Linked DNA regions of Homo sapiens: region 1 is linked to region 2. The links are chromatin loops, found by intact Hi-C in ENCODE. Cell type or tissue: PC-3. All regions are shown on one strand. Links, peaks and the distances in the headings refer to the core of each region. The heading gives the core; the rest is flanking DNA.

Region 1 (15,602 bases), core at 3,266-11,265, 73 kb before region 2:
TCAATAAAATACTGGCAAACCAAATCCAGCGGCACATCAAAAAGCTTATCCACCATGATCAAGTGGGCTTCATCCCTGGGATGCAAGGCTGGTTCAACATACACAAATCAGTAAGTGTAATCCAGCATATAAACAGAACCAAAGACAAAAACCACATGATTATCTCAATAGATGCAGAAAAGGCCTTTGATAAAATTCAACAACGCTTCATGCTAAAAACTCTCAATAAATTAGGTATTGATGGGACATATCTCAAAATAATAAGAGCTATCTATGACAAACCCACAGCCAATATCATACTGAATGGAGAAAAACTGGAAGCATTCCCTTTGAAAACAGGCACAAGACAGGGATGCCCTCTCTCACCACTCCTATTCAACATAGTGTTGGAAGTTCTGGCCGGGGCAATCAGGCAGGAGAAGGAAATAAAGGGCATTCAATTAGGAAAGGAGGAAGTCAAATCGTTCCTGTTTGCAGATGACATGATTGTATATCTAGAAAACCCCATCGTCTCAGCCCAAAATCTCCTTAAGCTGATAAGCAACTTCAGCAAAGTCTCAGGATACAAAATCAATGTACAAAAATCACAAGCATTCTTATACACCAATAACAGACAAACAGCCAAATCATCAGTGAACTCCCATTCACAATTGCTTCAAAGAGAATAAATTACCTAGGAATCCAACTTACAAGGGACATGAAGGACCTCTTCAAGGAGAACTACAAACCACTGCTCAATGAAATAAAAGAGGATACAAAGAAATGGAAGAACATTCCATGCTCATGGGTAGGAAGAATCAATATCATGAAAATGGCCATACTGCCCAAGATAATTTATAGATTCAATGCCATCCCCATCAAGCTACCAATGACTTTCTTCACAGAATTGGAAAAAACTACTTTAAAGTTCATATGGAACCAAAAAAGAGCCCGCATCGCCAAGTCAATCCTAAGCCAAAAGAACAAAGCTGGAGGCATCATGCTACCTGACTTCAAACTATACTACAAGGCTACAGTAACCAAAACAGCATGGTACTGGTACCAAAACAGATATATAGACCAATGGAACAGAACAGAGCCCTCAGAAATAATGCCGCATATCTACAACCATCTGATCTTTGACAAACCTCACAAAAACAAGCAATGGGGAAAGGATTCCCTGTTTAATAAATGGTGGTGGGAAAACTGGCTAGCCATATGTAGAAAGTTGAAACTGGATCCCTTCCTTACATCTTATACAAAAATTAATTCAAGATGGATTAAAGACTTACATGTTAGACCTAAAACCGTAAAAACCCTAGAAGAAAACCTAGGCAATACCATTCAGGACAGAGGCATGGGCAAGGACCTCATGTCTAAAACACCAAAAGCAATGGCAACAAAAGCCAAAATTGACAAATGGGATCTAATTAAACTAAAGAGCTTCTGCACAGCAAAAGAAACTACCATCAGAGTGAACAGGCAACCTACAGAATGGGAGAAAATTTTTGCAATCTACTCATCTGACCAAGGGCTAATATCCAGAATCTACAATGAACTCAAACAAATTTACAAGAAAAAAACAATCCCATCAAAAAGTGGGCAAAGGACATGAACAGACACTTCTCAAAAGAAGACATTTATGCAGCCAAAAAACACATGAAAAAATGCTCATCATCACTGGCCATCAGAGAAATGCAAATCAAAACCACAATGAGATACCATCTCACACCAGTTAGAATGGCGATCATTAAAAAGTCAGGAGACAACAGGTGCTGGAGAGGATGTGGAGAAATAGGAACACTTTTACACTGTTGGTGGGACTGTAAACTAGTTCAACCATTGTGGAAGTCAGTGTGGCGATTCCTCAGGGATCTAGAACTAGAAATACCATTTGACCCAGCCATCCCATTACTGGGTATATACCCAAAGGACTGTAAATCATGCTGCTATAAAGACACATGCACACATTTGTTTATTGCAGCACTATTCACAATAGCGAAGACTTGGAACCAACCCAAATGTCCAACAATGATAGACTGGATTAAGAAAATGTGGCACATATACACCATGGAATACTATGCAGCCATAAAAAATGATGAGTTCATGTCCTTTGTAGGGACATGGATGAAATTGGAAATTATCATTCTCAGTAAACTATCGCAAGGACAAAAAACCAAACACCGCATGTTCTCACTCATAGGTGGGAATTGAACAATGAGAACACATGGACACAGCAAGGGGAACATCACACTCTGGGGACTGTTGTGGGGTGGGGGGAGGGGGGAGGGATAGCATTAGGAGATATACCTAATGCTAAATGACGAGTTAATGGGTGCAGCACACCAACATGACACATGTATACATATGTAACAAACCTGCACGTTGTGCACATGTACCCTAAAACTTAAAGTATAATAATAATAAAATTAAAAATAAATAAGTAAATGTGGGGGGAAATTGCCATATATATATACATATATATCCTTGTAATGCCTCAGAACCTAGTGCATCAGAATTCTTTTTAAAACTCAATTAAAAAATATTGATTGTAATCTATTTTTCTACCAAGAATGTTAACCTTGGCTCTGAGATAGCATTTTTTTTCACCTTTTATGCATAGACATTTTGATGTCATGTGATATTTTAAAAGCCATATTAGTCTTCTCAATATATGAAGTCTTTACATCTTGAGGCTCAAGTTACAGAATATTTTCTGCCTTTAACTCTAACATTTAATATTCTTATATCCTACAGGAGGTCACAAAATGTTATACAGTAAAGTAATTGGAGCACCACCTGGTGGGCATTCTGGCTACATTCCTGACTTGAAGGGAACAAAATGTGGTTTTTTGAGACCAAGGAGGAATATGACTAGGAAGACATGTCTCCTCCCTTCCGCTGGAGACTGAAGTAACAACTACGTAACTCATAGAACCTTCCAACCACCTAATACTTTAGGAATGTGCTTGGAGCTCTTCTAAATCCATCTCACTTGAACTGCAAAGCCAGAAACAACAGCCATTATTCCTCTGAAGCCTGCAAAATGCTGAGTAGATTAAAAGGATTATGTTTCTGTTCTCATATGCTCAATGCCCATAGCTCAACAACCTTACTTTTACAAGAACCCAGCAACAATGATTTCATTTTGAATGAATCCACGATCTTCTCTGCAACATAGTTAAATGTAACCAGGCCAGGACGGTGGCTCACCCTTGTAATCCCAGCACTTTGGGAGGCCAAGGCGGGAGGGTCATTTGAGGCCAGGTTTTCGAGACCAGCATGTGCCACCATGCCTAGCTAATTTTAAAATTTTTTTGTAGAGATGGGGTGTCGCAATGTTGCCCAGGCTGGTCTTTAACTCCTGGCCTCAAGTGATCCTCCCGCCTCCGCCTCCCAAAGTGCTGGAATTACAAGTGTGAGCCACCGTGCATGTCAACCATTCTTATTTATTCTGCTTTTTATTTTCCTGGCTTCTCTTCAGCACTCTCAACCATTCTTTATAGCAATGCTCCCCAAATTTTTTCATGTGGTATTGCTCGTAGAAAGTGATAATATTAGTACAGTGCTGGACTAAATGGATGAGGTTGCTCAAAGGTTTTATGCAGCCTCTCAAAGAGATGCCACTGGGATTGAGCTCACTTGCCCAAGACAGTAACCCGCTTCTCAATGTATCCTTTAATGGTGTTCCTCTTTTGCCAGTCTTACTTGCCCACTCCCTGATCATGCCTCCTGGGATCACCTCCCAAGTAAACTACTTTCACCCAAATTCTTGTCCCATCACAGTAGATAATGAATACCAAAAAAATGGCAAAATGACAATAAAACTAATATCCAAGCAAAGTGGACCTTTGTGCATCAAGCTTTGCTCTAAAACATGTATCAACCTATTAGGTAAAGCAATGCATTGATTAATTAATGAAGGTAATTACTTAAATTCTGTGCTTCACTTTGCATGTGGAGGCACTGCATGCATTTTAAGAACATTTTTAGACTTATATCAAGACATTTGTCTTTCATACCTAAAGAACTAAGCTACAAAAGGTTTAATGACTTCCCACGTCACATCTTTAACAGTAAAAGTCAAAATAGTTAAAATTCATTGAGCATTCACTATATGCTGGATTCTGTGTGAAGTACTTTTCATCATTCCACTAATCATTTATTTTTAACTTTTTTTAACTATTTTTAATCATTTATTATTTTGGACGTTAAGATACCCACTCCACAAATGAGGAAACTGAGCTAAAAGAGATCGGTTCCAAATTGGCACTGATCAAAAATTAAAGAGAAAGCTTTGAACTAGCAAGTAGAGAGAAGCTGTGGCGACATAGACTATTTTTACACTACAAAATGTTATTCTAATAAAGTCTACATATACACTCAAAGTGAAGTAGAAGATCAGGACAGGTAATCAGATAATTCAAATGCGGCAAATTACTCTTTTTCACAGCAATTCATGAAAAACATATTTGGCTGAATTATCCACATGGTTAAATGAAATCTGCGCTATATGTTATATGTTTAACTAACCTTGAACTTGGTCTTAAACAAATCGTCACTTTGGTCAGCCCTATAAGCAACTGTGGTTGCAAAAAAATTGTCGAGCTGATTATTTGATTAGGTAAAATTGAAAACTCTGATATTTTTAGAGTTGACATTAACATTTCAGTAAAATGAATTCTTCATTCTTGACTCTGTAGGCCGTCTGGGTTTGTTTCCTAGAGACAGAGATGATATTTGCACCAAAAATCTAAATACAGAGAAACAATCTTGAGCAAATGGCCAAGTTTTCACATTGAGATGCTTAAACACATGAAGCTGCCCACATGAAACTGCTGTCATCTTCCATAAAGACTTGGTTTCTTTGTTTTATTTATGTTGACTCACATTGCAGCTACTTTATATTTAGAGTAAAATGGAAATTCTTCTGTATTCTACACAAAGCCAAGCAAATTGCAGTTTTCCTTTCGTTTCTGGGTGTCTTATTTGTTCAAGCTCTTTATAAATAGCCCTGAGCTTGGAAATTAGTTAAGTTTTGCTGTTTTTTCATTCTCCTTTTCTTATAGTTTAAAAATCAAACTGTCTGATTTTATTCTACTTTCATAAGACTGGGCAAGAAGCCCATTTCCTGTTAATGATGAGGTGACCATATTTTGACAGTACATTAAAGAATAGTTGGATGACATACTGGCAGGGGAAAGTCAATTGAGGAAAAAGTGTACTCAGATTTGGAAAATGAGTCAGTGTCTAGGAACCAACTGCATTTAACACACAAAATTTGCTCCAAATGAGCAAATTGAAAATCCTTTAAGAGAAGCTGCATAATAAATATGTCTAGAGTTGTCAGGCACAGAATTCTTTATAAAAAAATTCTGTTTAATTGCAGTGACATCAATTTCTGGGCTATCTATAGGATAAATTGATAGATTACTTAAACTAAAACACACAAATCAAATCACTAAATGCATTCACAACTTTTCCCTAGAATTGTCAAAGTCTACATGCCTAAGTGTGTTCTATTCTAGTAAGTGGTTGAGCGTCTACCGTAAACCAAAGTGTATGGAAAAATAACCCAAACCTTTGGAGGAACAAAATTAAAATGGCACATACCAACGTGGCAAGCTAGCAACAGATGCACCAGAGAGACTTTATATTAAAGAGCTGACTTGAAAAAGCTATTCAAGAAATCAAGATTTCTCCACTTCTTCAGCTTAATAATTAAAGTCATACTGTCCCTTCTCCTCCCCAAATAAAAGGTAAGAGTCGAATGAAAGAGGCTAACACAGACAACCTGATGGCCTTGAAAATACTGCATAATGGCCTGATCATTTGCCCACATGGTTCAGTAAAAAGGTCAAGTCATGTCTTCACCAGAGATTAAGCTGCTTCTCCATAGACATCCAGGTCAAAAGCAATCAGGACTATTAACAATCTAGTTGTTATTAATGATAACATATATAAACATTTTATAGCACTGTACAGCTTACAAATTGCTTTCACATACATTAATCACATGACCCTCATAACAATCCTATCAAGTAGGTAGAACATGTACTACTATTACTATTTTACGGAAGACATCACAATCCAATTCTCTAGATATCCCAGTTTTCTCTCCTCCACCCATTACTGAGTCTCAGTCTCCAAACTATACATTCTTAAAAGTTTTTGACGCCTTTAATCCCAGCCAATAAATGGGGACAAACAAGATCTGCCAGTGGGCAGATCACAAGGTCAAGAGATTGGAACCATCTTGGCCAAGATGGTGAAACCGTATATCTACTAAAAAATGCAAAAATTAACTGGGCTTGGTGGGGCGCACCTGTAGTCCCAGCTACTCAGGAGGCTGAGGCAGGAGAATCGCTTGAACTCAGGAGGGGGAGGTTGCCGTGAGCCAAGACTGTGCCACTGCACTCCAGCCTGGCAACAGAGTGAGGCTCCATCGCAAAAAAAAAAAAAAAAAAAAAGCGTTTGACTTTTACAAGTTTAAATCACCCCTCATCACATTGGTATTAGAGGGGTTGCAACTGTTTACCAGTGTATTCAATGATAAAATGATGGGGCTGGCTCTGTCATTATATTCTGTGAAATAATGGGTTGAGTATTTGAAGTGATGACGAGCACTCCAGGAACAATGAAAAGGAGAAGAAAAATCAGTGCGATAAATCAGGAGGCCAAAATAAATGCAGACCACTCCCCCGACGACAACCAGTTATTAAGCAAGAAAGCTACCACTAAAATGAAATTCATGGCTTGGTGTCATTATAAATACACACTAAAGAGGGCTTCAGGTACTGCACCACCCAACACTGCAGAAAACACTAAAATACTTCCATAGCAACTATCACTAAGGACATCATTAGGATGCTGAAAATGTAAAAGAGGAAAAAAGAGCCAATAAATGGGGACAAACAAGATTATTTCCCTGGTAGAGTAAAGCCCATTGTTCACTCTCAGAAGACATAAATATTTAACCACCCAAGGCAAGCTATAACCAGCTATTTCAGCTAGCCAAACCCATCTTCCTGATATATAGTGTTTTCAAAAAATAAATCAACCAAGGAGTTGAAACCCAAGGAACTCACAAATACATGTACCAGGCTGGTGGCAGCACGCTCTAGTCTGAAGGATTGATCATGAGTCAGGAGGGGAGGGTGCAAGCCTCAGCCCGGTCACTTAGTACCTATCAAACCTATTATGGGACATGTAGGTATTGTCAGGGACACAAAAGTGAATCAGAAACAGGTTTTGTCCTTGGGCTGTTCAGTGTTGTAGGGGGAGATAAAAGATAGATTACTATAAAATAAGCTAGATGTGATAGATGTCAAAAGAGAAATAAGATTGCTGCTATTCAATTTTAAAATCTTATTGCAGGGTGTTGTGGGTGGAATTGCACCCCCCAAGAAGGTATTTTGAAATCCCAACTCTCAGGATCCCAGAATGTGACTTCATTTGGAAACAGGGCCTTTGCAGATATAATCAAGTTAAATGAGGTTACTAGAGTGGGCCTCAATCCACTGTGACTGATGGCCTTATAAGGGAAGAGAATGCCACGTGGAAACAAAGACACACAGGGAGAAGATGACTGTGCAACATCAGAAGCAGAGATTTGAGTGAAGCGGCTCTAAGCCAGGGAACACCAAGGATTGCCAAGAGCCACCAGAAGCTGGGAAGGGGCAAGGAAGGACTCTCCCTACAGCCTTCAGAGAGAGGATGGCTCTATCAATGTCTTGATTTCAAACTTCCAGCCTCCAGAACTGTGAGAGAATAAATTTTTGTTGTTTTAAGCCAATTCTTGGTATATTATAACCATAGCCCTAAGAAGCAAATACAGAGGCAAAGAGTAACCTCATCCTACTGGGATTAGGGCCAGGTTTCTGGTAAGAAATGACACATAAATTGAACTTTGAAGAACTTATACTATCTAAATGGTAGGAAATGTGGTTTCCTATTTACGTGATAATAGTATTCATCAACCATTGAGAATCCACTTTGTGTCAGATATTGTACTAGGAGTCATTCATATATAAATGGATTGGACTCTGGCTCATATACAGAAGTCATCTAGACCTCACCTCCCTCCTTGACCATCCCACTTCCATCCCACAGTGGTTGATAAGTATAAAATGTTTAGTTTAGCAAATAGAAGAGGAAGATGGGTTTGGGGGTTGGGAGAGCTGTGGAGGGGAGAGGGGAAAAGGGCAAAGCATCTGTTCCCTTTCTGACCTCCTTCTAGAAAGACGGTGGAAGCAGGTTGCAGAACCTCTGTGAGTTGTTTTGTTTACATGTGAAATTAGCTGAGGAAATAGTCAAAGAGACTCTCAGAGGCTCTAGGCACAAGCCCAGCTATTTGGGGCTGAGCCAGGGAAGGACATTCTCCTCTCTGCACCACAGAGGCCAAATGGAGGCTTCCCAAGGACCAGACTCTTTGGGAACACTAAGAGGCAACACCCTTGGCATGTGCTGTGTTCTCATGATGGACAGTGACCCTGGAAAAGTTTCAGCCTCGGCAAAGCCTCAGCAAGTGGCCCTGCAAGCAGAAGCTGGACATGTGGGAGCTGGGGCAGAAGCAAAATAACAGGGCAGAAGACGATGGCAACTGTGAAAGAACGACTGGTGAGCAAGGGAACTTCTTTGGAAACTTCTAGAAATAACTGGAAATACTTTGAAGGGGGTTCATTTCTTTCAGTCGAGTAGGAAGGGGATTTACGCCATAAATAATCGGTATGTAAAAAAAAAGACAACTGGCAGATGAGGCCTGGAACACATGGGTCAGGCACGGATTTCTAATATATCCAACTGAAATTCATCATTATCCCCTTTCCACTTTACCAGCAAGAAAACGGAAGCTCAGGAGGTTAAATAACTTTCCCAGCCAGTAACTCTGTAAGTGACTGAATCAGAAATAAAACCATGTCTGTCTGCCAGTAAGTCCAGTATTCTTTCTACTATACCACACTGCTGATCTGGGCAACAGTGGGGAAAATATGACACTTGAAAGGAGCTTGGAAAAGAACACAGTAGGTCAGGATACTAGCCAGGGTTCTGGCAGAAAACAGAACTCAAGCCAAATTGTTCAAATGAAGGGACTTTAACAAAGATACTGCTGACATAGCTGTGGGCAGAATTAAGGGAATTAGCAAGGGATGTTGAGACACCCAGAGACCAGCAATAGAAGGAAACCACTCCTAGAGAGAGACCTGGTGAGAGCTGGTGAGACCTGGAGCCACGGAAGACAGACCACCAGCAGGATCTATAATGGTGGAGGGAGCCTTCCAGAGAGGTGGCTCCAAAGCAGGGAGGGAATGGGGAAAAATAACCCAACCTTTCCTTTTATCTCCCAGTCTCCTGCTGCTGCCACCCATTGGCTGTGCCCCCACCTGGAAACCAGCTATCAAGGGAGCCTGGGGCAATAAGTGGCAGGAATTAGAGACTCCTGGAAACAGAAGAGGAGGAAGACATTGCCATGGAGAGCAGAGAAGTTGAGGCCATGTGCTAGTCTTGTCCTGTTTTGCTCTTAGATTTATCCCCTGTCCCCGCTCTACCCTGTTCCGTATCACAGAGAATTACTTTTTCCTTGTTCCTTTGCCCTCTGGTTTCTGGGTCAGTTCAGCCATTGGATGGCCCTGAAGAGAGAGCAGAAAGGGAGAAGCTGGGTATTTTTCCCCACTTCTCTCAGCTTCAAGTATTGTCTCTGGCAGCGGCCATCTCTTCTATGGACCCAGCTCTTGCTCCAAGAGCTTCTGTGGTTCCAACTTCTCCCTGGTGGCCTGGCTCCTTTTGTCCCTTAAGCTTTAGGCAGTGGTAGCAGCTTCCTGCTCTTGATAATCTCAAGGATGCCTTACTCTCCCACTTTAGGCTTCTTACCTTTGTCATCTCCTGGTATTAAATCTCTTCTTTAAAATATCAAGAATATTTAGAATCCTGACTGATAGAGGAAACTATCACATGGGAGAGCCTCAACCTTCACAGAAAAGCATGAGGGAAATGAAAATACACATGGCTTGCATATCATAAATATGGAAAAACTTCCATTGAATCTGTCACTGCTGTGTGCCTATTCCCTCCTCTCACTGGGGCCTCCAATCCCTCAACCACCAGTGTTCTGGTCCACTTTTTAGCCTGGCTTGCCCTTCATACCCCTGGAGATCATGAACAGTCATATCCGCAATATTCTGTTAGAATTCTTGATTTTCCTGCTGACTTTTCCTTCTGCTGTAGCTATTTTATCAATCCCTATCCCTGAGTACAGTAAATTATCTATTTTCTCTCCTCCTGCTTTTTTTACTGGACAAAGGAACATGACCTGGCCAAAATTTCTTCTCCTGGGATGTTTGTCTGCCCGGCTACTTATATCCATTGTACCCATTTCCAACAACCATGCACCCATGGCTTTGCCCAGAGTCCCTGGAATCTTTTCAGGTTCATGTAAACTTAAAATTTATGCAAAGGAAATCCACCAAGGATTGGAGACCAAAAAACAAACGTATGACATCATGCTATAATTTCACACACACAGAATTATTTTAAAAATAGAATGGGTTCATAAAAATGAAATAAATTGCTGATATGTAAAACTCATCATAGAAAAATCAATGTTATTAAAATGGTTATTCATAAAATAATTCACCACATTTTTCACTTTAGAATACCAAACCCCCACCATGCATTTGGAATTTAATTCAATTTACAAAGTTTCCATTTGCCCACAACTCTTCAGGACCACATGCCTTTTCCAAGTCAAATATATTTCAAGGTCCAATATCAATGGTTTAGATATACATTAAGACATGTCAGACAGAGATTCTGTCTGCTCCACTATATGCTTTTGTTTTTGGACCTGGGATGCAGTTTAATCTACTTCTTAAATGCAAAGATGTGGTAGATTGCGTTATTGGTTTTGATTCTTTCCTATACTATATCTTTGCCCTTCACCATTGGCTTTGGAGTCCCTCTCATGTTGAAGGTTAGATTTCATAGAGTAATTATTGAGGAATGCTCTTGGAAACAGCCATTTTAAGGGAATAGGGGAAGCAAGATTGACACAGAAAAAAATGGGACTAATTTAATTGCAACCCAGGCCTCACCCAATCCTATGGGAAGCTCTGATGCTAGGATAGCTCTTCAGAGATGTCTTGAATTGAGGCAAGAGGTCAGACTTCATACTCACATCTGACTAGTCTTTGAATGTGGGTTGACCATAGGGGCACCCTTGGGCAAAGCAGTGCCCTTCAGCTGAGGACAATTCCTGGTGGGCAGTGGGATGGGGACTCCAGGGCGAGGGTGGAGGTGAAAGGATGGGAGTCAGTGGACTTGGTGAGCCATCATCAGCAAGCAATATTCCTAGCAGCTGAGAAAGTAAGTGCCTTGGTTCTGGAAAGGGACCAGGAAGTGCACCTCAGCATCCACTACACCCCACAAAGGTGAAGTATATCTCAGTTGGGCACAGTGGTGCACATTTGTAGTCCCAGCAATGCAGGATGATCCCTTGAGCCCAGGCATTTGAGTACAACCTAATCAACAGGCATACCCTTATCTCTTAAAAAAAAATGAGGTATGTCTCTTTGCTCTTTGACATTAGTCTCAGCCTTGTAACTTGCCTTGACGAACAGGATGAGGCAGAAATTAGTGTGCCAGTTCCAAGCCTAGGCCTTAAGAGACCTTGCATATTTCCAATTTTCTTCTTACACATGTCCAGGGCAACCTACTGGTCCCAGGAGGAAGATGAGAGGCATATAGAGCAGAGCTACCCCAGCCACCTAGCCTAGCCCAGCTTAAATCAGCCAACCCCCAAGATGACTCAAAGATACTACTGGTTTTGTGTGATGCGGTTTGTTATGCATTGATAGCAAGTCAATACAATAGGCTTGGACTCAAGAGTCAGATCTGTTTCAGTGCCATGTACTTCTGGCTTGTGACCTTCAAGAATTTTTCCAACCTTTCTTCTAAACCTGAGATTTATCCTTGGTATAGAAATAATCATGTCTGTTTTATGATGTTGCTATAATATATCCATGTGTTTGCCATGGTACATGGGAACTTAGAAGCACTGAATTACTGTAAGTTATGGTCAATATTTGTATATTTTATTTCTAGGTGCAAAAATCCTATAACTAGAAGATATTGGTGGCAAAGGGAAATAGCAAAGGATAGGTCAGTCTCCATTGCTTTCCCGTCCTTGAGGCTGCTCCTATCCTGCTGTCTGCCCTCCAAGAGTCCAGGTTCTGGGAGCGGAGGAGATGGTAGAGTTGAGTCTAGCAATTCTAGGGTACATTGGAGTATCAGCCTTCTGAGTTCTAGGACTATTGAGCCAAAGATAATATCAGATGGAACAGGGAAAAAAGAACAGGGGATAGATGCCCTTAGTCTTACACTGGCCTTTTTCTGTGGGTTCTAGGCTCTTGGGCTTTCTTAACTTTGCATAAGATGGTGTCCTAACAGGTCAAGAATGGCCTGCAGTGGAGGGGTGGGTGGGTTGGGGTGGGGGCTGGGGGGCCCTCACTGTGCAACCACTTCAAACATTACTGTAGGTGGAGAATTTTCACTCACTGAAATTCTACTGCCAAGTTTTGGCAGGGTGGTTGGCTTTTGTTCTCTTCCTTTTAAAGCTGACAAGGAAAAACAAAGTGCAGAAATAGTGTTAACCAAATAAAGAGACACTATGCCTTTTTTTTTTAAACCTCATTTGCGTCAGAAAATCCATTCCCAGATGAGCCATAACTAGATGAGACTACACATATCCCACATCTTAGAAGAGAAAGTTTTATGGGCAGCCCTCATACTTTACGGGTTCAAGCCATGGTTCTAAAGGGAGTTGCGACTGAAAATCTTCACGTCTCTACCTCCAAAATCTTAACGGTAGCACGCCACTCCCGATTGTTAGGTTATTTCGTTTTAAACATGGGTGAAACTCACAGTCGAATGTCTTGTTTCTTCACTTCCCAAATTCCTAAAACAGCTACTCTTTGTTTTTAATGGTGCTGGAAAAAAAAGAGACAGAGAAGAGAAAAAGGAAAACAGTGCATTCCTGAAACATTACAAAAGACCAGCCGATGAGAACCAAGTGCAGCATACTGGAGAGAATCCTGGGGAAGGACTAAGGCAGGGCTGCTCAAACTTTTGCTCTGAGACAACTTAACAAAAGAGGAGGACAAAATAATAACCCTTGGGATATCTAGAAATATAAATGAAAATGAAAATAGCTAACATTAGGGAGAATTCACTATGAACGACCCACTGTTCCAACATTTAACATATACTGGTCACTTAATTCTCATGATAACTCTATGAGGCAGATGATATTATTCCCATTTTACAAATGAGAAATGGAGACACAAAAAGGCTAAGCAACTTGCCCCAGGGTACAGTTAGAAAAGGGAGGAGCTAGGTTTCAGTCTTGCCCCAAAGCCTATGGTTTCAACCACAGGTTACCATGAGTAGTTTACCACCAGTTCAAAATTCCATTAAAGTTGTGCCTTAAAAATGCCTACAGTCTGGGCGCGATGGCTCACGCCTGTAATCCCAGCACTTTGGGAGGCCGAGGCGGGCAGATCACCTGAGGTCGGGAGTTCAAGACCAGCCTGACCAACATGGAGAAATCCTGTCTCTACTAAAAATACAAAATTAGCCGGGCTTGGTGGTGGGTGCCTGTAATCCCAGCTATTCAGGAGCCTGAGGCAGGAGAATCGCTTGAATCCAGCAGGTGGAGGTTGCGGTGAGCCGAGATTGCGCCATTGCACTCCAGCCTGGGCAACAAGAGCAAGACTCCATCTCACAAAAAAAAAAAAAAAATGCCTACAGATATTTTATTCTGTTTCATAATATTTTCTTTTTTCTTTTAAGATAAAAAATACTTCTTTCAAAGATTTTCATCTACATTTTTCAGTGTCCTGCTTCAACTTTCTCTTCAAGTAAATCTTCAAGGAGAACTCTTGCTTCAAGAAGATACACCAGTTGTTTCTTGTGTGCCCAGATTGAGAAGCACTGGCCCAGGGTGGCTAGCTGCCCCAAGAAAAACAAAAATACCTATGTGATATCTGTCAGAATTAATTTGGCCAATTAACCAAATAGATAAGAAAGATTAGGGTTTTTTTCCCCAATGTCAAGGCAACTGAAACTAAAGGGTTGTGGCTAAAATGGAATTGAACAAAATAGGTTAATTGAGTAATTTAGCAGTAGGTAGGAGACTAGACTAGCACATCAGTTAGATAGATGAAGTTCACCATGGCTACACTCAAAATAAGCATAAGCCTTGAAAATAAGGCAGAGCATCTGATAAGCAGGATATTTTTACTTTGGACTAAGATGTAAGAGTGTATGTGTGTGTGTGTGTGTGTGTGTGTGTGTGAAAGTGAGAGAAAGAGAAAGGAAAAACTGTGTGTGTGTGCCTGCATGGCATGTGTGTGTGTGTGTGTGTGTGTGTGTGTGTGTAAGAGAAAGAGAAAGAGAGAAAGAAAACTTGGAGAAGGAGCAAAAGTCTACTTTTGTTAGAAAAGATAACGCAATCCAATGGAGGAAAAGCACAGAATTTAGAGCCAATTAAACCATAAGTTAGAATATTATATCTAATGATTTATAATAATGTGACTTACGTTATTTTATCAAGTCTAAGACACCATAAATGATAACATGCATACACATTCCAATGATTTAAAGTATTTTTAAATTTGATCTTATAATGGAAGAAATACAATAACTATTCCCAATTGCAAAATGAAGATAATACATAATATAGCCCTGTAGGGTGATGGTGAGGGGTAAATAAGGTGGCATATGCCTGACATATGGTAGGGCCTCAGGAAATGCAAGTATTATTGTTTCTATCACCTTTGGCCAAAAACAAGTTAATTGTCTTTTTCCCCCAAGTAATATTTTATTTTTGCTGTTTTGCTGCACAATTTTACATTACAAAAGGTGTGGGTACTTACCTCATCACAACTGTAATCAGTATGCTGATGGATAAAGCAAGACAGTATTTATCCTTCCAAGACTTTTCTATGCTTGTACATCTAATGTGTGTGTGTGTGTGTGTGTGTGTATGTGTGTGTGTGTGCGTGTCTAAATTGCTTTTAAAAATTTGTTTACTCAGCATTTAAGCCCCCTTAGGGCATTTCACACTGCACTGTGTAATAGATAAAGAATCACACTAGAGGAGACATAATTCATTAATTCTCTTTTGAAAAGCGCTTGGTGCTATCAGTGAAATGAATATAAATTATGCCATTCCTATACTTAAGGGCTTAAAAAAGTCTAGTAGTGTCTTATTCATATTTGTATCTGCCATAATAGCCTTGAAGTTTTTTTATGATCATTCTAACTAGATGTTCTCTTTCCTGCCTTTACAAGTTCACGAATTTCTGTATTATGCTTATGATTTAAATGGGACATTGCTGTATATTGTGGTTATTTGTGTTTACATTCTTATCAACTTTATCACTCCCTCCCCAACCAGTGTAAAAATGGAGAAGGCAGGTTGTGGCAATGACCTAACATTGATCATTGGAAATAGGATGGAAATATAGGGATGCAAGTAAATTGAGAGTAATTCTTTTTTTTTTTTTTTTTGAGATAGAGTCCTGCTCTGTTGCCCAGGCTGGAGTGCAGTGGCGGGATCTCAGCTC
Region 2 (15,602 bases), core at 3,804-11,803:
CCGTATCTCTGGCATTATCTGTTTGGGGTTTTTTTTCCATCATATATGCTTCCTCTAAGAGGTTTTTTTGGTTAAGTGTCTGAGACCTTGAACACTTGGAAATACCCTATTGTGCCCTCAAATTTAAATGACAGCTGGACATAAAGCTGTAGGCTTAAAGGTAATTCATTGAGTTTTATGATAAAGAACAAATTTTTTTTTTTTTTTTAGACAGAGTCTCACCCTTTTGCCCATGCTGGAGTGCGGTGGCACAATCACAGCTCACTGCAGCCTCAACCTTCCAGGCTCAAGCAATCCTCCCACCTCAGTCACCTGAGTAGCTGGGACTACAGGTGTGTGCCACCACGCCTGGCTGATTTTTGTATTTTTTGTAGAGATGGGGTTTTGCCATGTTGCCCAGGCTGGTCTTGCAGTGGCGCGATCTCGGCTCACTGCAAGCTCCACCTCCCGGGTTCATGCCATTCTCCTGCCTCAGCCTCCCAAGTAGCTGGGACTACAGGCACCCGCCACCACACCCAGCTAATTTTTTGTATTTTTAGTAGAGACGGGGTTTCACCGTGTTAGCCAGGATGGTCTCGATCTCCTGACCTCATGATCCACAGTTTCTTAAAATATGATTACATAATTTTTTTTATTTGTAGTTGAGGTAAATATTACAGCTCAAGTAAATATAAGTTTATTTATCGGTATACTAATGTGATCTCTTCAGTTTTATTTTCCCTTAAATTCTGAGAAGGTCTCAGGGTGTCTTTGTCTCTCTCTTTCTGTATTTTGCATTATTCATTTATTATTTGGATTAAAACCTGTTTTTAGGCCAGGCACAGTCACTCACACCTGTAATCCCAGCACTTTGGGAGGCTGAGGCAGGCAGATTGCTGGAGCCCAGGAGTTTGAGACCAGCCTGGGCAACATTGGGAGACCCATCTCTACAAAACAAACAAACAAAAACAAAACAAAACAAAACAAAAAAACAAAGAATTAGCTGTGCATGATGGCAGGCTCCTCCTGTAAGTCCCAGTTACTCAGGAGGCTGAGGTGGGAGGATTGATTGAGTCCAGGAGGTCGAGGCTGCAGCGAGCCATGATCATGCCACTGCACTCCAGTTTGGGCAACAGAGTGAGACCTTGTCTCAAGAAAACCAGAAAACAAAAAACCTGTTTTTAGGGTAGGGAAGATTTTCCAAATGAACCTTCTGTTTTTACAGTAATAGCAAACTGCTGTTTTCTTTCTGTGGTCTTTTGCTTTCTACAGTATTCCCCCAGTGATATATAGATATACAGACTAGTTTTGGCTCTAGAGTGTCTTAGATAGCCCAGACATATCTTGAGTCTTAGTAGAAAACTCTTATACCAGAGGGATGTGTAAGGAAGGAGTAATGGTAAGAAAACATGCCTTGATTTCAGGAAATCCTCTTGACCCCCAGGATGATTTTCTCTTGTTGCTTACATGCCTGCTTTTATCACCATGCTACCTGAATCAATAGCTAATAATTTATAAAACTGCTTCTTCTAAGAGGTTTCTGCTTATTTTAGTCTTTGATATTATCAGCCTAAAATGACAGTTGATGGTTAAAATATTGTCAATGGATACAATATGGGTGGGTAAAATTATGCAGTTAAACAGGGTAAAACTAAGTTTCCCCCAACCCCTCTATTATATATATATATACTCTTGGCATTGGCTTTCAAATTATGTTCCTTAGGATCACTGGTATTCTACTGAAATAAAATAATACAATTTATTTAAAAAGTGAATAGAATGAACAAATTATGATTTTTTTCTCATAAATTTTTCTTAAATCTGCGCTGAAAGAAATTAAGCAAATGACATTTTTCTTAAATCTACGCTGAAAGAAATTAAGAAGCAAATTAACAAGAAGAATTTGGCAACAGCCTGTAATTTTAGTTTACCATTCTCTCTAGCTTTTATAATGGAATTAAATCAGTATTTTATGGTATTCCAAAAAGAATGTGTATGCTTTTGAGGTACTTTGACAGTTGAACACATTTGAGAACCACTGTTTTTGGTAAAAATGAAAATAGAATTTATATGTTGAAAAGTAAAGAAGAGTAGTGCAAAGATGAATTCAACATAAATAGAGTTTATATGTTGAAAAGTAAAGAAGAGTAGTACAAAGATGAGTTCAACATTTATTTACATAAAAGTTGTTTTGAATGGATAAAAGTTGCCCCCATTCTTCATGAGATTGTTTTCTTAATGTAAATGTAATATGTTAATGTAAATACCTTGATTGATTGATTGATTGATTGTGAACTTACAGGAGCCCAGGCTTGTGTGCTCGTGTTCTCTACCACAGATAGGGAATCTTTTGAAGCAGTTTCCAGTTGGAGAGAGAAAGTAGTAGCCGAAGTGGGAGATATACCAACTGTACTTGTGCAAAACAAGATTGATCTTCTGGATGATTCTTGTATAAAGAAGTAAGATGGCTACTTTTGGGGAAGGAGGGACAGTAATTCTATAAAGTTAAGACATCTTAATTTTTGCATAGTTTTACAGGTTCTAGGAAAAATTCTATACTTTCATTTTGAAGGCTTTAATGACTTAAATATTTTAATTTACCTAAAATTTCTGTGAGCTATTCTATGTGATTGGTTTGGGTTAAAAAATTCATTGATTCCTAAGTAGATAAAATTAAAGGATTAAAATTTGAAGGCTCTTTTAGAATTCTAATCTCAGGTCTTTGCACAAGAAATCTAATTCTTCATGTTAAGTCAAACCTTAATATGGTAAGAATGTTAAGAAAAGCATCCCTAGATTTTGTAATACCCAGAATAAGTAACTATCCTATGTTGATGAATTTTAATTAAGGGTTCAGATTCATATTGTTTTGTATATTCAGAACTCTTATGCTCAAATTTGTGAACAGATAATTTCTGTTCATAAATATTTACTTATTGTATTATTATTTTTGCCAGTTTTGAAAATATTTGCTTGGTTTTTACCTGTTTTTTAAGTCTTCTTATGTTAGTTATCTGTTGCTATGTAACAAATTAGCCCAAAACTTAGTGTCTTAAAACAACAAACATCTATTATATCACAGTTTCTGTAGATCAGGAGTTTGAGAATGGCTTAGCTGGTGGTTTTTCATGAAGCTGCAGTTGAGATGTTGGCTAGGCCTGTTCTCACGGAAAGGCTACACTGGTGCTGGACCATCCATTTCTATGATGGCTTATTCACTTGGCAGGAAGCCTTAGTTCCTTGTCAGATGGGCCTCTCCTATTCTCACAACACGGCAGCTATTTCTCCCAGAGTGGGTGATCCAAGAAAGAGCAAGACAGAAGCCACAGTGTTTCTTATGACCCAGTCTTATACTGTCCCTTGTATTGCATATTAGTGGACACCCAGACCAACCTTGATTACAGTGTGGGAGGAGACTACACAAGGGGCTGAAGACCAGAAGCCAGAGAAATAGCGGGAGCCTATGGGGCATGGTTACAACAGTCTCTAATGACATTAATATCAGGAGTCCACAACCAGGAATCCTGATAAAACTAAAATTAGGAGTACAATTTGGAGATGTAGTCATTAATATACTGACTTTGGCTTTAGGCAGCAAAATTGTTTCATGGCCAGTAAGAATAAAATAAGTAATTCACTGTAAGATTTTCAGAGTGTAATTAACTACAGGTGTTCTCAGGAAGAGATAAAATTAATTAAAATATTATACAAAGAAAAGTGATATTTTCTTAGTTTAGGGCTAGAGATTAATGACTTTATAGAAAAGTCTTCTATGTACACATACGGTATAACAGTTGGTGTTTATTTCTCAAGAGTAGTGAAAACTAAAATCAGTACAGGCACTAAATGAAAACATAGCTTTCAACTGATTTTACTTAACTGGGAAATTATATCAAGCTCTTTTAAAAAGAAATATGAAAATTTTCTGAAAGATCTGATCCACCTTCCCTCCCTTCCCTGCCAAACTGTATTCAGTAAATGTAATTAAAAGTGATTTAAAAAACAAGCTATCAGAAGGCACCTTTGTAAAGCATTTTTTTTTAAATTGATGTGCAGTGAGGAAGCTGAGGCACTGGCAAAAAGGTTAAAGTTAAGATTCTACAGAACATCAGTGAAAGAAGATCTAAATGTGAATGAAGGTAAATTACCTTTAAAGGATATAGATTGCAAAAAGAAATTTTATTCTTGCGCTTTTAAAATTGTGTTGTTTAGAAATTATATTTATAACGAGAACAAGATTTTTTTGTCACCTAACATTAAGTAGAATTTAAAGGCTTTCTACTTCTTTTTGTTAGTGCTTAATTATTTACTAATGCCCTTGAATACTTTTCATCCTCGTAAGGTTTTCCATTTTTATTATTATCTTTGAAAAATGTAAGCTATATATGTAGAGTATATGCATATGTGGTTTTGATGCATACCTGTTAAAAATAACTCAGTTGTTTTAGAACTCCATGATAGTAGATATTCCACTAGGTAGTTAGTTTATTTAATAGTATTTAATTTAATACTTTAATTTAATAGTATTTCCTAGTTTAAGAAAGTGAAATTAGAAAAAGATGGTAAGTTATTTTTCTCATTCTGGAATTGCCACTTATTTAGATTGCAACTAGATATTCTCTTGGATGTCTATTTTGGATACTTTTCTTCACATAAAGGAGACATCTTTTCAAGAGTGAGTCTGTTTAGTGTTGCTTAGTATTAATCACTATTCAGATACTTAGAAGAGCCAATCATTACAAGTATTATTTCACTTATTTACTAATAAAATACCATTATACATTTGTTAATATTATCATTGTACTCAGATACTGCCCAAATAATTTTTAAAAGTTGAATTTTTAACTAGATTGTATGCTCCTAATTGTAACTTTAAATTTGTTTAGTAAGTATAAATATTACAAATGATGTGAAATAACAGATTTACATGCATAAATCATTGACCTGGTTCTGGGTGTTTTCTTTTTATTCTAGTTTTTAAGTATTTGGCTGAAAAATACCTTCAGAAACTCAAACAACAAATAGCTGAGGATCCAGAACTAACGCATTCAAGTAGTAACAAGATTGGTAAGTACATAGGAAATTTTAGCCCATGTTTACTTGGTAAAGTTAAAAAACACATATAATATGCTCATTTCTTTCAGAAATGTGATTTAAAAGTGATTATTAAACTATTAAGTCAGTGATTTAAGTATCAGGTCTCTTGTTAAAAGGTATATTGTGTTAATGGGGGTTTTTTTGCCATTGAATTTTATAAATCCATTTGATAGATTAAACACAACAGAGATAAAGACTTTTTGTAAAGATCTGTCCTTTATATAAAGGAACTTTATAACAGTTATTCTTCTGAATCTGTACTTACACTGGCTCTTACCTTTTCCCTTTCTTACTATCTTGCTTATTACCCATTACTGATTTTGCTTTTTCTTATGTTAAATGCCAGCAAAACTTTAGCATTCTCTGAAGAACAAGTGTGTTGTGTTCTCTTTCACAATAACTGCCTGACCAGATGTCTCTCTTCTTGTTCTGGATTCCAGGAAAATGAGAGCCAAAGTTGCTGGTTCTAAATCTTGATACTTGTATAATCTCTTAAGGACTTCATATCTGTATTCTGTCCCCCTTCACTACATATGTAGAAACAAACACATTATTTTCTGGACCTGTTTTAACTTAGATTTTTCCTGGATTCTGGCTTTTTTTTTTTTCTGCCTTTGCCATTTTCATTGCAAAATTTCTTGCCATCAGAGACCTCAAATGCTTTGTGAACACAAGACACTTATAATAAGCCTCTACCTGGTGTGATCTCCTTGGCTCCCCTTTTGTCTTCTTCATATCTACTGATTAAAGCTTTAATAAGACTCATTGTGGAACAAAGTAAATGCAGATTCTCTTCAATCCAACATTTAAAGGTGGTTTTGCCCTTCCTTCTGTGTAGCCTCCTGCCACACCATTACATCTATGTAACCCATTTACTGGTTCTCTCAGAGGTCTTGATCTTTCCTGAGTATGCCCCATGCTTGCTTTCTTCTTCACTTTTGGTCATTTTTTTTCTTCTATTGAGAATGACCTCTTTCCCATCTTCTGTCGAAGAACAATTCATTCCTCAAGGCCTTTCTAGAAAGTTTTCAGTTGTGTATCTGCCTGCCTGAAGACACATCCTCCATACTCTTTTTCTTTCTTTTTTAAAGAAACAGAGTCTCACTGTGTTGTCCAGGCTGGTCTTGAACTCCTGGGCTCAAGTGATCCTCCTGTCTCGGCTTCCCAAAGGGTTGGGATTATAGGTGTGAGCCACTGCCCAGCCTCCATCTTCTAAAAGAATAGACATCTAAGCCCAGGGCACTGCCAAGTGTCCAGTTCTACCTTCTTCATGTAGTTTTTCCTTTCTTATGTATCAGATGCAATCTGTCCTTCCTTTGAAACTTCTGTAAGATTTTGTGTCTCTTTTATGACACTTAACATATAATGTCATATGGCATTACTTGTTTACTGTCTTGTCTTATTACATTGTAAACTTCTTGTGGGCGAGAACTGGTCTTAGTCACCTTTGTATCCCTGACAGTATCTCTGGCCCAGAATTTTGTGTGTCATGGATGCTATATCATAAATTGGAGATTACATTTTGTGAATAGCACAGTTCAAAATGGAAACTATAAAGTTCTTTATCTTTTAGCTACTCATCACTTTTATCTGTGGGCCACTTTTTTACTGGTTTAGTATAAGTAGGAAAAACGTATCTTACTAGTATTAACACAGAATCTCACAAATAGCTGGGTGTGGTTGCTTGTGCCTATAATCCCAGCTATTTGGGAGGTTGAAGCAGGAGGATTGCTTGAGGCCGACAGTTTGAGACCAACTTAGACAACATAGCAATATCCTGTCTCTTAAAAAAAAAAAGAAAAATTAGCTGATGGCATTCCTGTGCCTGTAGTCCCAGTTACTCAGGAGGCTGAGGCAGGACTGCTGGAGCCCAGGAGTTAAAGGCTGCAATGAGCTATGATTGCACCACTGCACTCCAGCCTGGTGACAGAGCAAGACCCTATCTCTTAAAACACACACACACACACAACTCAGAAATACTGTTGTTACTGTTGTTAACTAAAAGGTATTCTTGAGGAAGTGATATGATGTGAAGTTAGTAAGTTATTAAAATTATCGTAGTTGCCAGGTGTGGTGGCTCATGCCTGTAATCCTAGCACACCTCTAATCCCAGGCAGGTGGATTGCCTGAGCTTAGGACTTTGAGACCAGCCTGGGTAACACGGTGAAAGCCCGTCTCTACTAAAATATGAAAAATTAGCCGGGCGTGGCGGCAGGCGGCTGTAGTCCCAGCTACTCGGGAGGCTGAGGCAGGAGAATCAATTGACTCCAAGAGGCGGAAGTTGCGGTGAGCCAAAATCACACAACTGCACTCCAGCCTGGCGACAGAGCGAGACTCCGTCTTCAAAAAATAAATAAATAAAAATTATCGTATTTGCTGATTCCAAACGTCAAAGATAAATTGTTAAGTCAAAAGATGCAGAACATTGTGTAGAATATGCCACAACTTAGGTAGAAAAGAGAATATATATGCATTTTAGCTTATATATGCATAAACTATATCTGGAAGGATAAGTAGGAAAAGTAATAACATGCGTACCTTAGGGGTGGGAAAACTGGCAAGGGGTGAAAATCTGGGTAAAAAAGAGCCCTAATGTGACCTCTTTTACAGCCTTGGAACTTTGTACCATGCGTATTAGCTACTAAAAGTAAAACTAAAACAAGAGCTTTAAAATCATAAATCTGTGTCCATTGATGTATGAAAGGATAAGCAAAATGTGGTATATACATACAATGGAATATTATTCACCCTTAAAAAGGAAGGAAATGCTTCAGTGTTCTACGTTGGATGAACCTTGAAGACATTATGCTAAATGAAATAAGTCAGTCCCAAAAAGACACTATTATTCCATTTATATAAGGTAGAGTAGTTAAAATCATAAGAGACAGAAGATAGAATGGTGGTTGCTAAGGTCTGCAGGGAGGGGGAATGGGGAGTTAGTTACTGTTTAATGGGTATGAGTTTCAGTTTTAAAGATGAAAAGAGTTATGGAGATGGACGGGGGTGATTGTTCCACAACATTACAAATGTATTTAATACCACTGAACCGTATGCCTAAAAATGGTTAAGATGCTAAATTTTGTTGGATTTTACTACAATTTTAGAGAAACTGTAAATACTTGAAAATATTACTGATTTTACTAACAAGCTGGATGCAACAGGTAACTCAGGCGTGTCAGTGGCAATCACTCTTTTCCCTCAATTTATACAGGTGTCTTTAATACATCTGGTGGAAGTCACTCCGGTCAGAATTCAGGTACCCTCAATGGTGGAGATGTCATCAATCTTAGACCCAACAAACAAAGGACCAAGAAAAACAGAAATCCTTTTAGCAGCTGTAGCATACCCTAAGATGTTTTGGGAGGAAAACAATTGAATTACATTGTGCAATGCATTAAGAAACCCATCCAGCTGTCATGGTATGTTACAAGGTTTTCAGCAGACTTTGCTCCTAATGGCTCTCTGAAAGTGACAGACTTAAATATTGCTCTGCAGTGCTTTTCAGAATGTAGAGTGAGACCTCTGGTGGAAAAATTATTGCCCTGTGGACTCCTTTAATTTTTTTTACATTAGACGAAGCTTCTCCTGTTTGTAAAGGAATGCTATAAGAAATTTCAAACACAGGTTTTGCGGAATTTTAAATGCTGGAAAACATAAATGAAATGCCTAAATATATTGTTACAGATTTTAATACTGTGGATCAAGGAAAGATAGCAAGCATTCTTTTCCTGAAATTGGTCATGTAGCTTTTCTGCGAAATAGTATTGAATCTGAATACTTTCACAAAATAATACTGAAAGGTAAACCCTAAATCTTGCCAGACTGCATTAGTATTTTGGCATTGAAACTTGTGCAATATCTGTGTAATGTAGAATGTGGGGTGTGCATGCAGATGTCTGGTACTGGAGTAAGCTGAAGGTATGTGCAGTATTTAAGAAAATGTACATTCTAATTAATTCACTTATAAAACCATTTACATATTGTGTATATGTTTTTATTTTCAAATGATAAACTCTAGACATATATTTTGCAAAATGAGCTTGGGTTTAAAAAGTGCTTTGTGCCAAAAATATCATACCTAATTTTTATAGTGCTTTACTATCAGAATTTATATTGTTTATTATATCTTTTAAAAGCAGTAAGCAGTTTTCATCTGACAGCGTAGATAAAAGAGGAGTATAGGAATTTGAATGCTAGAGCATCTCCCAGGTGAGCCTTATTGCAGATCTTTTTGATATAGTCACCCATAAGCATGGTGAGCTCCTGCTCTCATAAGGTCAGCCAAAGCCCCTTAAGAAGGTACACAGCACATCTGCAGTCATTCAGGAGGTCCTGTGAAGTGTGGTGATGCATCTAACACCTTTTGCTGCTCACTGAGAACCCAGCTTTGAACTTACAAGATTACACTAACCATTTTTAAAGTGCACAAAAATATTATTATTAGTCTTAACTAAAATTACATATTTTATAATGCCCTGCAACTCTAAACCATCCTTTTGTTTACACATTTTTGTATGGTATTTTAAGATTATCAATCACTTCAACATTTCTATAACCTTGTTTGTATAGCACTTTCTCAAGAGCTGTCAGTCCCACATACAGAATCATTTCTTTTACAAAATGATTTAATATGTAATCATGTGTCAGGACATAAATTTTGTCACTTGGGACAGTAGCTTTCCAGCTAAGATAATTGCGTGAACTCTGTTAAAACTGATTATCACTCATCAATGGCTTTATTTTTAACCTATAAATAACCCCTTTCAATATACCTGGTTTTTACAGCATTGCAAAATCTGTAAAAATAACTTTTATTGGAAAATGTCATGAAGTCATTTTTCATTATTTGTACTAAACAATGTTTTATGTACTCCTTTTGTGTTTTATCTTTTGTTTTTCCATCTGTACTCCCCTCATCCTCCTAATGTTGAGAAAATCAAATTTCCTGGGTGTGTCCTTGTTAAGTGATCAAAAGTAAATGTTCTCTTTGCCATTTTAGATGGAAAAATAAAAAAAATTAAAAAGTAAATTTTTGCTTTTCATTATATTGAAATGATCTGGCATTATCTATTTCACAGTAATGTAAAATGCTTATTTTTATGTCACCAGTTGTCACCACTCCCATTGCTGATAGTGACATAGGTTTTGGGGGCAAAATTCAGTTCCTAACAAACAGTGGATACTGCTAATGAGTCATCTTTTCTACTCTCTTCAATTTTCTACTCTCTACTCTCCTCTTTAATTTTTGCACAAAATAATACTTTGCAACAAATAGTCTTTTGTCTTTATTGGCAGAAAAATCACTTGTTATATGTGTTCTAGTTAGTTCTTTTTCATGTTAGCTGTGTGGCTAAAAGCGTGTTACCTTTCTATATTTAAAAAAAGTAATCTCTGAGGATAGTTACAGTTCCTGTAATATAATTTTATGTACCTAGTTTTATCTTTTTTTAAATAAGAACTGAAGAGAGAGCTTTGTTACATATTTGAATTTTTAATTTGCACTGCTGTATTTTAAACCTAACCATAATTAGTCATTTAAAATAATTAAGTAGGCCTGAAAGTCAGCCATGTTAATTTCTCAATTTAATCAATTCTTAAAGCCTTCAAAAATTGACATTTTTTTTCCAAGACCCTTCATTCTCTTAAATAACTTTAATTTTATGAAACCATGTATACTAAAGAAAAACTTTTCCAAGATTCCAGGTGATTGTGCATTTGTGCTCTAATCTACTTTTTTAACATTACGGCTAATCTTTTGCGTAGACATATCGCTGTGGAATAACTGCCATATTTCAGAGTTCCTCAGGTTTCCTTTTCCTTTTCCAGTCTCTGTCTATGAATTAAATAGTATATAGAATGACCCATATAAGGCAATATAGTTAAATAAAACCAGGTTAAATGATTTCCTTTGTATCTGCCCAAAGTTGATAGCACACGTTACTTTTTCAAAATAAAGCTAAAACTACCAAAAAGAGGATGAAAACTTTTTCCTCATTATGGAGTGAAGTTCTAGGTGGTTGCTTTAGAAGTTGGCAGTGCAGTGCTCAGAAGGAACTCTCAATAAATAACATGTACTCCTTGGACCTGTGAGTTTTAGGAAACTGGACCTTTTCTGAAGACCTTAGAATAGGGAGTTGGCCTTAGGACCTAATGTCCCAACTTAGTGTTGGACCCTTTTAATATAAGATATTGTTAATTATTAGCATACTTTTCAAAACCTTTGAAATAGTTACTGCTAACCTGATAAAATGTTCCCATTAATCTATCATTAGTCTGTTTCTCTGAAAACAAAATGCATTGATGAGGTGAAAGCTTGTTCCACATGGCACCTACCTAATGAACAGGACTTACTCAGTTTTTAACTGTTAAGAATGTCACATGTACTATTGTCACTCCTTAGGTTTTCAGCTATAAAACATGTAAGTCTCTCATCATACAGATGAATTCATTTGCTAACAAAATATTTAAAACCCGCAGTAGACTCTGAAATATCCAGTCATCAAACTCCTGGCTAACTGGATGATTTGGCTATAATAATCTTTATTATTATTATTTTCATCTGTCTCTCGAAATATCTACAGTAGGATGTTAGTAAATGGTCTTTTAAAAGCAAAAAATTGGGGATAAAAGGAAAACTGAATTCCTTCTATATTTTTATTACTAATAAATAATGCTTTTGTAAATTTGAATGGAAAACCACTTGTATGTATTGCTATTTGGTTGCAGTTACACTCTGGAGCTTAATTTAAAACACTACTCTAAAAATTTCATGAAGGATGAATTCCAATAATCAGAAAATAAATGCATTTCAAAGCTAAAATTTTGTGTGATATGTATGATTGTATCAACAGTGTGGATCTAAATAGTAAAATATATAATGCAACTTCTTTAAAGATCAAAGCAACCTAAAATTATTTCATATTTCAGATACTCTGCCAATATTTAATACTCTCATTTTATTGAAAGTAGTGCTAACAAGGAATGGCAGGAGGGCTACCCTAAAATTATGTATTATATGCTAGGAATGGTAGAGAATTGAGATACAGCAAAACATACTCTATATCCACTTATAGTCTATATAAAAGACAATAGTTTAAATGAGGGTAAAAATGTGACTCAGGAGATTCATCATCATTTGAAAATAAATTATACTCCCATTCTTATAAATAAAAATACATGTTAAGAACCAACCCATTGGCCAAGCGTGGTGGCTCATGCCTGTAATCCCTGTACTTTGGGAGGCCAAGGCAGGCAGATCACAAGGTCAGGAGTTTGAGACCAGCCTGGCCAATATGGTGAAACCCCATGTCTACTAAAAATACAAAAATTTAGCCGGGCGTGGTGGTGGGCGCCTGTAGTCCCAACTACTAGGGAGGCTGAGGCAGGAGAATCGCTTGAACCCGGGAGGTGGAGGTTGCAGTGAGCTGAGATCACACCACTGCACTCCAGCCTGGGCAACAGAGCAAGACTCCATCTCAGAAAAGAAAAAATGAAACCTCATGAAGTAAATGAAACTATAGAAACTGCCTCCATAGCATATATTCAACACCAAACGTCTACAAAATGTTTGTTCTCTTCCCTTCACAGTCTCTTTTCCCTAACTCATATACTCCATAGTGTTCCTTGCTACAGTGGATATGTCTTCTACTTGTCAGACAGCCTGGGTGACAGAGCAAGACTCCAAAACAAAAAACAAAAAAACAAAAAACCACACTGGAGATTCCCTGCCCTTTAGATGTGGCTCTAGGTACAGAATGCTGGAGACACTGTAAACCAGGGACCCCAAGCAGCTTGGAAATGTGGATCATAGCTCTTCAAGTCTGTGATCAGAAATCAATGACCTCCATTAAAAACTCCATTGCAAAAAAATGGGAAAAATAATGCTAAGAATACCAAGGTCAAGGAGGCAGAGCCAGAATAATTTGTGTAGAAAAAGTCCTGGACTGATGTGGAAGCCATGGGAAGCAGGGAGCAGTAGTATTTCCCAGAGTGGAAGGGATTTACGGATGCTGACAATACTTGAGAACCTGAAGAAAACATGACTATCCATTTCTTAATTTTCAAAAAGCTGGTCAAGAAAAAAATGATGCACACAAAAAATCATCTCACAGTCTGATGACAGCAAATCAGTCTGCTAACAAACCAAGTGGCTCTGCCATAGATAGAATTAATGTTTCCCATGAAATGCAAAGATTTAAATAAGGCAGAGTTGGAGCTGGCAAAGGAAGTAACATGAATGTCTTCAGATTGTAACTGCTTTTTATAAAGAGACTAACTTGGCATTTTTGTAGAGAAAATGAAGTTTGATATTGCTTGCATTGAGAGATATATACATACATAAAGTCAGTTTGGATCTTGATTTGGTTTTTCAGTGTGAAGAATACCTACATTCAAATAAAAATTGATGTGTTCATTTCAAAATAGTATCCAGGGAAGTTGTTGTGGTTTTTGTATATCAATAGGACTAGTTACTTTGAACAAATAAGTGTTCTCTAGTTGCTTCACACTTTATCAGATAAAAGAAGAATCAACACACTGGTCAACCTTTTTAGTAAACAAAATGCAAACTAGGTATTAATGCTCAGTGCTGGAAATATTTCAGTGAAATAGCTATATTTTAATTACTGAAAAAAGTATAAATTGCTGTAACCTTTATACAAAAAAAGTTTAATATGTGTGAGGCCATGAAAACGTCTATATCCTTTGACCCAATATAATTCACTGCTGGGCCTTTATACAGAGAAAAACAAAAATGAAAGAAGGAAAAAGTCCTGTGTACAAAAATATGTTGCAGTAATAGCAACAAGTTGGAAACAACCTAAATGTCCATAAAAGAGGAATGGATAAAGATATAACTACACAAAATAGAGCTCATTAAGTTGACAATTAAGCAGACTTTATATCAGCATCTAACTTTTTTAAAAAAAGGCAAGTTACAATATAGGAATTTTAGAGAATTGATGCATTTGAGAAAAGATGAAGCAGATAGATATATAATTGTTCACAGTGGTAAATTATAGGTGGTTTTCTCACATTTTATGTCAGTTTCTTGTATATCAAAAAATACATTCATATTATGAGACACAGGAATCTTTACATCCAAAATAATTTGATACAGATGCCTTAACATTGCTGAATGAGACAACTTTGGAAAGATTCTTGTTTTGTGATTCCTTTTTACCCTCTAAGCACAGTGCTTTGTTAACACTGTGTGTGTAGTAAATGTGTGTGCTGCTTAAGGTAAAGAATTTCTAGTAAACTAAATGCCCAAGGTGACTGCGTGATTCCATGCCAGACAGGAAAAAGCAGTCATGCTTTTTGCCCCTAGCTGAACGTTTGTTTTCCCCACAAACTATGTATTCATCCACAGAATAGTGAAATATGCTAGATCCTAGTACAAGACAAGAATTCAATCTAAAAAATCTCTAGATAGATAATTAAAATATTGCTAGTTTTGTTATTCACAAAACTGAAGATACTTGATGGAATATTTTCCTCATCTGAAACAACTATCAGTGTCAACTAAGTGGTTATACCTAACAAAGAACTAGTTATCAATTAAAATAGTATTTTATCATTTTTACACCTTGTGTATTGTGTAAATGCTCTTAGGTTTGAAGACTAATTGAATCTGCTTTCAGCATTTTGTTGCAGAGTTTTGGAACCAGCTCCTTTAGAATGCTCTAATAGCTTGATGGCCTTGTCAGAGTTTTCAATATTTCTAAGCAGAGTCTCTAATCTTCTCTTAATTTTCTTCTGATCTTCAAGAGCACAGCCAATTACTATGGATTGAAACTTCTGATCAACTGGCCCATGTGGCACCTCAGATGAACATGCACTGTAGAGCGACATTAAATGACTCTTGGCATTTCCCAAATCATCCAGAAACTTATTGACCACCTCATCAATAATCCTTGTGGCATGCTTTAGGGATTCTTGCTGCTGGGGGTTTCTAATTGTTTCTACTGACACTTCAACGGTGAGAGTTCTTCCCATCAAACGGTTTGCAGTCAGATTTAATTCTTCTCTTTCTCCTAAAAATCAATATGAGATGTAAACTTATCTGTGTCAAAAACATTAAGGCATTTGTTTGTGACTAAATTTATTATTTTCTTTACCTCTGCCATGAAATTTTTTTAGAGATAAAAGCTGAAACTATAGCATGTAAGATTAACTGATGAAATGTATTAGATTACAGAAAGAGGTTGTAGAATACCACTTCCTGACAATCTGCATATATGGGATACCAGATGACTTCTCAAATTGGCATGTCTGCAAAAGTTTGGGTAGGTATGCATTTGTAACTGGGATGGAGATCAAGTCTTAACACTGTGAGCAGTAAGCACATATAGGGTTTATGCTGGGTAGAGCTCCAGAGATCAGATGTCCCAGATCTCTCCAGAACGACATGTGCATTTATCAGAATACAATGCCCCAAATTTTGGTTGAGAAAATGTAGCCACGATAGAAGATAAGCTGTCTTCTGTCGTCAATACTAGGCACTGACTTCATCCTTCTCCAGATAG

What was found. A loop is a pair of places that touch in the nucleus more often than their neighbours do. Peaks named below come from ENCODE experiments on the same cell type or tissue, not always from the same donor. Only the 100,000 strongest peaks of a DNase experiment are listed, where the experiment ranks them.
Region 1: a loop joins it to region 2, with 6 times the contacts of the local background. A loop is called at or near these places in 5 of 110 quality-filtered maps.

The regions. Positions count from the first base shown.
Region 1 is chr6:57,255,442-57,271,043 of GRCh38, reverse strand. LINC03001 (long intergenic non-protein coding RNA 3001) reads left to right here and starts at 7,698. Exons shown (of 3, transcript NR_109774.1): 1 at 7,698-7,741; 2 at 8,377-8,598; 3 at 9,327-10,520. It also overlaps a transcript of PRIM2 not described here. In PC-3, for the core only: no CTCF peak of the experiment used is centred there; DNase peaks (open chromatin) are centred at 5,163 and 7,933; H3K4me3 peaks cover 314 bases; H3K27ac peaks cover 3,045 bases.
Region 2 is chr6:57,183,286-57,198,887 of GRCh38, reverse strand. It overlaps BAG2 (BAG cochaperone 2), which reads right to left. Exons shown (of 3, transcript NM_004282.4): 3 at 9,055-15,110. The coding sequence ends at 14,698. It overlaps RAB23 (RAB23, member RAS oncogene family), which reads left to right. Exons shown (of 7, transcript NM_016277.5): 4 at 2,282-2,438; 5 at 4,036-4,118; 6 at 4,954-5,046; 7 at 8,288-11,896. The coding sequence ends at 8,427. Among named protein-coding and RNA genes, the nearest start is that of BAG2, 19 kb to the right of the region's middle. In PC-3, for the core only: a CTCF peak has its summit at 8,603 (motif pointing left); no DNase peak of the experiment used is centred there.